Regions from separate parts of the Homo sapiens genome. Here region 1 is linked to region 2. A link is an interaction called in ENCODE POLR2A ChIA-PET data of the cell type or tissue named here. Cell type or tissue: PC-9. All regions are shown on one strand. Region 1 overlaps NTN4 (netrin 4). Region 2 overlaps NTN4 (netrin 4).

What was found. Peaks named below come from ENCODE experiments on the same cell type or tissue, not always from the same donor. Only the 100,000 strongest peaks of a DNase experiment are listed, where the experiment ranks them.
Region 1: POLR2A ChIA-PET joins it to region 2 with 7 read pairs; 1 of 35 experiments calls an interaction of 5 or more read pairs at or near these places.

The regions. Positions count from the first base shown.
Region 1 is chr12:95,662,105-95,667,104 of GRCh38, reverse strand. It overlaps NTN4 (netrin 4), which reads left to right. Exons shown (of 10, transcript NM_021229.4): 9 at 1,125-1,295. It also overlaps the pseudogene PGAM1P5. Among named protein-coding and RNA genes, the nearest start is that of USP44, 110 kb to the right of the region's middle. In PC-9, no CTCF peak of the experiment used is centred here; no DNase peak of the experiment used is centred here; H3K27ac peaks cover 940 bases.
Region 2 is chr12:95,772,321-95,777,320 of GRCh38, reverse strand. The region is part of intron 2 of NTN4 (netrin 4); the gene reads left to right. Among named protein-coding and RNA genes, the nearest start is that of NTN4, 16 kb to the left of the region's middle. In PC-9, no CTCF peak of the experiment used is centred here; a DNase peak (open chromatin) is centred at 2,530; H3K27ac peaks cover 986 bases.

The DNA of each region.
Region 1 (5,000 bases), 110 kb after region 2:
ATCCCCAGCCATATCAATTTCATCAATGGGAGGGCGTAATAGAATCATAAGTCATACAGAATACTGGAGCTCCATCATCATGCATGGGTGTCCAGCCCTTTGAATGTGAAGACTTTTTGGTTTATCTGTGGTGGCGGATATCACAAAAATTATGCACAGACTTTTTGTTTCAGTTCATCAGCTATCATTAGTGTTAGTGTACTTTATGTGTGGTCCAGTGTGGCCCAGGGAAGTCAAGAGGTTGGACACCCATTAAGGGACAGCTTCCCTAACTCCAGTCAGCTTGCATTTTATTCCAGGAGAAGAATATTAAGTAGTCAATCATATTATATAATCTCTTTGGAATATGCAAAATATATTCTAGGAGTAGCATTTTTCTCTCTATCATAACATTAAACACAATCAGCCACAAAAGAATAATATAGTCAGAACCTAAATAAAAGCCAGGATAATTCTACTTCCTATGTTTCCTCTCTCTGTTTAGATGTGGTAGCTGAATGTATTTAAGATTATAATTGCAATAGGCAAATGGTTGATATTCTCTTAGGATAATGATATTGGAGGGAGTCACATTTGAAATTGCCTAACAAATAAGAATATAGTTAATATAGATAAACGAGATAAAGCCAGTGCAAAACTGAATGAGCCTATGATTTTTTTAATTCAGTATTTTTATTTTATTTTATTTCAATAGTTTTGGGGGAACAGGTGGTTTTTGGTTACATGGATGAGTTCTTTAGTGGTGATTTCTGAGATTTTAGTACACCCATCATCCAAGCAGTGTACACTGTACCCAATATATAGTCTTTTATCCCTTATCCCCTCTCTTCCCCCTGAGTCCCCAAAGTATATTATATCATTCTTAGGTCTTTGCATCCTCATAGCTTAGCTCCCACTTACAAATGAGAATATAATGAGGTTTGCTTTTCCATTCCTGAGTTACTTTCCTTAGAATAATGGCTTCTAACTCCATCCAAGTTAATGCCTAATGATTTTTAAAGCAAATTTTCACATCCTCATCATCAATTCACCTTTCCATTATATTCTGAAATGCATACTTGAGTGTTATTCAAACTTCAAATGATAATATGAAATTCTATGCATTTTGACTTCTGTGTTAACAGTGCTAAAAATAAAGATTTTATCAGCTCATGATAAAGGTACTCATGTTGAGGTCAATGTGAAGATTAAAAAGGTCTTAAAATCTACCAAACTGAAGATTTTCCGAGGAAAGCGAACATTATATCCAGAATCATGGACGGACAGAGGATGCACTTGTCCAATCCTCAATCCTGGTGAGTATTAGACTTTCCTATCTTAGTACCTACCTTGTCTCTGCTGATTTGCTGCTTGTCTTACATCCTCTGAAGCACAACATAAACAAACTCAGCAAGAACATCTCTCCCTTTCACCATCTGACTCCTGCGGAAAATCCAAATGGAATTCTTTGAACTAACATCGAAAAATTATTTCTCTTCCATGTGCTCTATAAAAGTTTAATATTTTAAAATCCAGAAATATAATACTCTCTATCCTAAAAGAGGAGGCTCAGATTGGTTCCAGGTGCCAGTTGCATAGAAAGCACTTTCATGAATTTATCTGCCACTTACTCTTTATCTGAAAGCTAGGTCCTATTACAGTAGAACCTGTTCCCAAAGGAAGTTCAAATGCAAAATTCCATCTGTGGAAATAATATTGAATTCATTTCGACTATTGCTTGAAAAGCATCTGTTTCTCTTGGAGAGAAAACAGTTCTCAAGTTCTCATCATCTTGTTTTTCATGAAATGATATTTCTGGTTTCAAATTAGAAACAGCAGAAATAAACAAAACAAAAACTGTAGGATTTTAGAGCAACTTGAAATGGAGAGAAATTTGATTTGCACCTTTAAATGTTATAGCAGAAGTGAAGACAAATAAATAAGCACAGGGGTTCTTGCCCCAAGCGCATGGTTATCCTGGGTTATAAGCTGCTTATTTCTCTGTCTCCCTCATCAAATTTGAGGATGGGATTTAGGCTTTTGATCATAGTATCTTCAATACCTACCATTAGTACCCAGATAATGGTAACATAATACTTAGCAGGTTCTAATAAAACAAATCATAATTCAAAAAATCCTCTGCATCTCCCTGCTTGTGTGATTGTCATCTGTGTCTTAGCGGCACTGATGAAACAGGTGCATTATTTATGTTCTTCCCCATATAAACTCATTGTTTATATGAGTTTATTCCTTCCCCATATAAACTCATTGTTACATTAATAAGAAGTCTTTTGTGCCCAACCTGGCCAACACAGTGAAACCCCATCTCTACTAAAAATACAAAAATTAGCCCAGTATGGTGGTATGTGCCTGTAGTCCCAGCTACCCAGGAGGCTGAGGCAGGAGAATCACTTGAACCCAGGAGGCAGAGGTTGCAGTGAGCTGAGATCGCACCACTGTACTCCAGCCTGGGTGACAGAGCAAGACTCCATCTCAAAAAAACAAAGTCTTTTGCGGTCTTTGATTGATTAATAAATTTGAGAGAAGCAGATAACTGAGAGAGAAAGAGAAAGAGAGCATAAACTAACAATAAAATATCCCCTCAGTCTAAACAAACTCAACATTGATACAGAACTTTTGATTTTGGCCAAGTGTTGACCAATCTCTCACATCCTTTTCTACCCTTTCAATAATATATTTAAATTAATTTAGATTTTAATAAGGAAACTGTGAAAAATAATGTTTTAAATTATATAAATAAATAAATAGACTGGGCATGGTGGTTCACGCCTGTAATCTCAGTACTTTAGGAGGCCAAGGTGGGAGGATAGCTTGAGCCCAGGAGTTCAAGACCAGTTTGGACAACATAGTGAGACCCAGTATCCACAAAAAATTTTTTAAATAATTAGCTGGGTGTGGTGGCAAATTCCTGTAGTCCCAACTACTTGGAAGGCTGAGGTAGGAGGATCACTTGAGCCGGGGAGGTCAAAACTGCAGTGAGCCATGATTGAGCCACTGCACTCCAGCCTGGGCAAACAGAGCAAGACCCTATCTCAAAAGAAATTAAAAATACATAAATAAAATTCCAAAGAACAAATTGAAGTAATAAGAATCCTGAGCTTTGAATACAGGACACTAAAAATAATTCATGTAAGTTCTATTTCCCAGTGATTTGTGCTTAGAGGCATCTCTTATAAGAGCTTTCCTACTGTCTTGGCAAAAGAAAAAAAAAGTCTGCCCAGTTTAGTGAGACATTAAAAACAAAAGCTTTGACCATGTGAGCCACCCTCCAGGAAGTGAACTATACTTCCTAATCAGGTTTCTGCCAAGCCAAGTCAAAGAATCAACTGAGTTCATCACAATTGAAAACATAAGCGCAATTATTTAAAGAATTCTTGAAAACATGTTTACTTGCTTTGAAGAAAAGACTGGAACTTGCCAAAGCAAAACCAGACACTCTTTCATTTTACTTTGTTTTTCCATTTTTACAAGTTCAACAGCCAAGGCCAAAGAAAGCTGATAAGAAAACTGAAACCTTACACGCCAACCTGCTTCCTTGGCTACTTTGGAAAAGAAACAATCCTATTGGGTATCCCTGCATATTCATTCATTCTTAATTCATGCATACATTTACTCATTCATCAGTCATATATTTTAGAACACCAAAACTAGCACTAAAGTATTGTATCTTCTTTTTCTATGGATACAAAATAAACTTCGTGTTCTCAGACGTGTAGCAAAGTAGATGTCAAAACCCTAGAGATAGGAAAATAAAATATAAATGCTAATAAGAGGTATAAAAGAACATTGTTTTGCATATTTGTTTTTGGTGTGATGCTGCTTCATAATTTATGGTTTTATTCAGTATTGTTTTTATCAATTTAACTTATATTTATACTTTAATGGTAAATTCCTGTTTATTCTATTTGTAGTTTCAAAGTAAATTCATGTAAAAATACTAGACTTAACCCTGAGATTGATTTCTTTCTTTTTTTTTCTTTTTTTAAAGACAGGGTTCTCTGCTCTGTTGCCCAGGCTAGAGTGGTGGTACTATCACTGCTCACTGCAGCCTCGACCTCCCAGGCTCAAGCAATCCTCCCGCCTCAGCCTCTTGAGTAGCTAGGACTATAGACATGCCACCAAACCCAGCTAATTTTTGTTTGTTTGTGTTTTTGTAGACAGGGTCTTGCTATGGTCTCAAACTGGTCTCAAACTCCTGGCCTCAAGCAGTCCTCCCACCTCGGCCTCCCAAAGCACTGGGATTACAGGCGAGAGCCACTGCATCCAGCCCTAACCTTGAAGTTTCTTAAAAATTGATTATTGTATTTTTAAATGAGGAGTTTATTATTTTAGACATTATACAAACAATTTAAGGCTATTATATTTTTAACTAGTCTGTTAATTAAATATTGAGATTCTTTTTCATGCAGAAGTTAAGGTTGCCTTTTATAATTTAAATGCCTTTTCATTCATTTTACATTGTACTCTCCAGTGTTTGAAACCTCTCTGTGTCATTATTTTCCTTTTTCTCTTTTTCTGAAAACACCATAATAGCTTTTTTGAAGTTTAGGATGAGTTTCTTTTAATAATCTTTTAGCAGGGTGCAGTGGTTCACACCTGTAATCCCAGCACTTTGGGAGGTTGAGGTGGGTGGATTGCTTGAGCCTAGGAGTTCGAGGGCAGCCTGGGCAACATGGTGAAACCCCATCTCTAACAGAAAATACAAAAATTAGCCAGGTTTAGTGGCATGAGCCTGTTGTCCCAGCTACTCAGAAGGCAGAGGTGGGAGGATTACCTGAGCCTAGGGAGGTGGAGGCTACAGAGTTCAGATGGTGCCACTGCACGTCAGCCTGGGTGACAGAGTGAGACCCTGTCAAAAAAAAAAAAAAAGAAAGAAAAAGGAAGAACAGAAGGAGAGGGGAGGGAAGGGGAGGGGAGGGGAGACGTTTAGGGGAAATTTTTAAATTTCACATTTCTATCCCCCAGAGATCATCTCTGTTAATAGCTTAGGCAAATCCTTT
Region 2 (5,000 bases):
AGGTTAATATTGTTATGTGTGAATTTGATCCTGTCATTATGATGTTAGCTGGTTATTTTGCTGTTTAGTTGATGCAGTTTCTTCCTAGCATTGATGGTCTTTACAATTTGGCATGTTTTTGCAGTGGCTGGTACTGGTTGTTCCTTTCCATGTTTAGTGCTTCCTTCAGGAGCTCTTGTAGGGCAGGCCTGGTGGTGACAAAATCTCTCAGCATTTGCTTGTCTGTAAAGGATTTTATTTCTTCTTCACTTATGAAGCTTAGTTTGGCTGGATATGAAATTCTAGGTTGAAAATTCTTTTCTTTAAGAATGTTGAATATTTGCCCCCACTCTCTTCTGGCTTGCAGAGTTTCCACCAAGAGATCAGCTGTTACTCTGATGGACTTCCCTTTGTGGGTAACCTGACCTTTCTCTCTGGCTGCTCTTAACATTTTTTCCTTCATTTCAACTTTGGGGAATCTGACAATTATGTGTCTTGGAGTTGCTCTTCTCGAGGAGTATCTTTTTGGTGTTCTCTGTATTTCCTGAATTTGAATGTTGGCCTGCCTTGCTAGGTTGGGGAAGTTCTCCTGGATAATATCCTGCAGAGTGTTTTCTTACCTGGTTCCATTCTCCCCATCACTTTCAGGCACACCAATCAGATGTAGATTTGATCTTTTCACATAGTCCCATATTTCTTGGAGGCTTTGTTCGTTTCTTTTAATTCCTTTTTCTCTAAACTTCTCTTCTCGCTTCATTTCACTCATTTGATCTTCAATCACTGATATCCTTTCTTCCAGTTGATCGAATCGGCTACTGAAGCTTATGCATGTGTCACGTAGTTCTCATGCCACGGTTTTCAGCTCCATCAGGTCATTTAAGGACTTCTCTACATTGGTTATTCTAGTTAGCCATTCGTCTAATCTTTTTCCAAGGTTTTTAACTTCTTTGCGATGGGTTCGAACTTCCTCCTTTAGCTCGGAGAAGTTTGGTCGTCTGAAGCCTTCTTCTCTCAACTCATCAAAGTCATTCTCCATCCAGCTTTGTTCTGTTGCTGGTGAGGAGCTGCGTTCCTTTGGAGGAGGAGAGGTGTTCTGATTTTTAGAACTTCCAGTTTTTCTCCTCTGTTTTTTCCCCATCTTTGTGGTTTTATCTACCTTTGGTCTTTGATGATGGTGATGTACAGATGGGGTTTTGGTGTGGATGTCCTTTCTGTTTGTTAGCTTTCCTTCTAACAGTCAGGACCCTCAGCTGCAGGTCTGTTGGAGTTTGCTGGAGGTCTACTCCAGACCCTGTTTGCCTGGGTGTCAGCAGCGGAGGCTACAGAACAGCGAATATTGCTGAACAGCAAATGTTGCTGCCCGATCGTTCCTCTGGAAGTTTTGTCTCAGAGGAGTACCCGGCCGTGTGAGTTGTCAGTCTGCCCCTACTGGGGGGTGCCTCCCAGTTAGGCTACTCAGGAGGCAGGCTGTCCATTCTCAGATCTCAAACTCCGTGCTGGGAGAACCACTACTCTCTTCAAAGCTGTCAGACAGGGACATTTAAGTCTGCAGAGGTTTCTGCTGCCTTTTATTCGGCTATGCCCTGCCCCCAGAGGTGGAATCTGCAGAGGCAGGCAGGCCTCCTTGAGGTGCAATGGGCTCCACCCAGTTCAAGCTTCCCAGCTGCTTTGTTTACCTACTCAAGCCTCAGCAATAGCGGGCACCCCTCCCCCAGCCTGGCTGCCGCCTTGCAGTTCGATCTCAGACTGCTGTGCTAGCAATGAGTGAGGCTCTGTGGGCGTGGGACCCTCTGAGCCATGCACGGGATATAATCTCCTGGTGTGCCGTTTGCTAAGACCATTGGAAAAGCGCAATATTAGGGTGGGAGTGACCCGATTTTCCAGGTGCCATCTGTCACAGCTTCCCTTGGCTAGGAAAGGGAATTCCCTGACCCTTTGTGCTTCCTGGGTGAGGCGATGCCTCGCCCTGCTTTGGCTCATGCTCAGTGCGCTGCACCCACTGTCCTGCACCCACTGTCCAACAAGCCCCAGTGAGATGAACCCGGTACCTCAGTTGGAAATGCAGAAATCACCCGTCTTCTGTGTCACTCACACTGGGAGCTGTAGACTGGAGCTGTTCCTATTCAGCCATCTTGGAACCAAGCCTCAGTAATGGTATGTTTTAAGGTATGGGAAAATGATGTTGGATATTAATTAAACCAACATTCATTGATAAAAACCCCTTTTGCTAGTGTTCCTTAGAATGAGAGCATTTGAAAAGGAATCTAAATGTTGTTAATGGAAAAGAATATTACTCATGAGTAATCTGCAGCCTAAAGATAGTTGAAGTGACTTGTCTTCAATTACTCAGCTGAAATCTGTGTTTCCTGACTTCTAGCCCAGTGCTATTTCCACTATACTAAGTTGAAATGCCTTTGTGCCAAGTCAAGTAGCATGAAAGATACAAAAACTATACACATTCCGTTCCTTCACACTCCTTACAACCTACTGGGTGAGAGAGTAAACATGATAACTTATGGACTGATTCATTAAATTATATGAGATAGTGCATGCTTAATCCCCCAAATATGTGGTGTAGATAATATGCCTTTCAAGATCCAAGTATTCATTTGTCTCTAGGCCATGGAAAGGGCTGTGTTTCAATACCTTGTGATAAAGTCAGTATGGCACAAGTGTGCAGAAAATGATAAATTACTTAATCGGGGTTTTATGGGCATTTACATTTATGATATGTTAAGCAATATTTAGAATTTCTCAAAAGATAAAACAAAGTCTTATATGAGTAGGAATGCTTTCTAAGCATGACTGTTCAGTTAACTACTTGTAGTCTTCAACTGGCGAAATCTGTTCATGCCTATCTCCACAGTAGCAGTAGTTACAAGTCATGATGGCTGCTAATAGCTGTTGAAGCCTTCCCACCTGCCAGGTGCTCCCAGTGCGCTGCATCCCTTATTCTCACAAGAAGCTCCTTAGTTAAGCACCAATATTAACTCTGTTTTACAGACAAAGAAACTGAAACCTAGTGAGTTGAAATAACACAGAGTCAAATAATAGCTAAAATTATTGAGCTAACCTATTCCAGAGCTGGGATGATTAATTTGCCTTGAAGTTATTTATATGATTAGACTTTATTATAATGCCAATCTTTTTTTTTTAAAAAAAAAAAGAGAGAAAAACTAAAACTAAATTTCCCTGGTAATCAGTAGGTATTGTATACAACATATAGTCTACTGATAATTTGTAATATGGTGGTATGCACTTTGCATAATAAAGTTACTGCTTTTACATTAGATAGAAGAAGTATATATAACAAGTGAAGGCTCTTTGCACTTAGTGTTATCCAAGATCATTTAAAATAAGCTGTATGGGAATGAACATCACAGTTCTTCAGTACCACTTAGCATGCTTTGTTATTTGATTGGTTTGGTTTTTGCGGGGAGGGAAGGTACTTTTTATCTAGTTAGTACCTACTTTAAGTAGTATTTCTAATGAAGTCATCTAATGTATTAATATTTCACCTTGCATCATATTTTAAATGTAAGGTGCTAAATAAAGTAAATAAGTAAAATATGTAGAATGCTACATAGTGATAAGTGCAAAGGAAAAAAAAATAAAGCAGAGATGGGTGCTATGGGGAGAAGAGGCTTATGTTGAGATGGGGCTCCCCGAGAAAGCCTCATTGAGACGTTCGAATAAGGACCCAAAGGAAAGTAGAGGTGAGTTGTGGACATACATAGAGAAGAGCAAAGGCCTTGAGGAAGTCCGCCTGGCACCTTCCAGTCTGCGAGGAGGTTGATACCAAAGCTAAGGGGTCCAGGTGCAGTGTAGTAGGTGAGATCAGAGTGATGGGCAGGTGTGGGCATGCGGGCCCTCAAAAAGAGGTGCCCAGGATGACTCAAACTTATGCCTAGATCAATTCAATCCTGTTCATTATTTTTAGCATTCCCTCAAAGGAGCCCCAATTTGAACCATATGTTATTCAGGGCTTACTTATAAAGTCATTTGTTTTTAGTCTGGGTGATATTAGAAGCCATTGGAGGCCAGGCATGGTGGCTCATGCCTATAATCCTAGCACCTTGGGAGGCCGAGGCTGGTGAATCACCTGAGGTCAGGAGTTTGAGACCAGCCTGGCCAACATGGTGAAACCCTGTCTCTACTACAAATACAAAAATTAGCTGGGCGTGGTGGCAGGTGCCTGAAATTCCAGCTACTCGGGAGGCGGAGGCATGAGAATAACGTGAACCCCGGAGGGCGGAGGTTGCAGTGAGCCGAGATCGTGCCACTTCACTCCAGCCTGGGCAAAAGAGTGAAACTCCATCTCAAAAAAAAAGAAAAAAGAAAAAAGAAAAAAAAAAGCCATTGGAGATTTTGAGATTTTAAGTGGTGGGGTGATATTATCTATTTTTAGTACGATTACTCTGGCTTGTGTGTTAATAAAAGACCAAAGAGGGAAGGAGGGTGAGGGAAGAGGCAGGGGGACCATTTAGAATCCTATTGCAATAATTCAGACTAGACTTGATGGTGCATGGGACAGAGGACAGAGGTAGAAATGGTGAAAAGTGGTTGAATTCTAGATCTATTTTGTTGATAGAGCCAACAGCATTTGCTGACAGTTTGGATGTAGACTGTAAGAGAAAGAAGTAAGTATGTTTTTAGTTTGAGCACCTGGAAGAATGCAACGACCATTTACTGAGATAGAGAAGATGTGCCAGGGAACAGATTTGGAGAAGAAGACCAGGAACTCATTTTCAGACACGTTAAGTATGAGTTGCCTTTTAGACATACAAATGGAGATACGTAGGAGGCCACTGGAGTTTAGAGTTCAGAAAAGCTGGCTGGACCAAACATATGTGTGAGATTTTAAGCTATGAAGCTGGATGAGATTGCCAAGGGAGTGAGTATGGATTAAAAAAAGAGAAAGTTCTAAAAACTGAGCCAAGGGGAGGATTAAAGTTAGTCCATTGATGCTGCCATTATTGAAAACACTTTTGCAACTAATCTTGGGTGGACGTGGTGGCTCA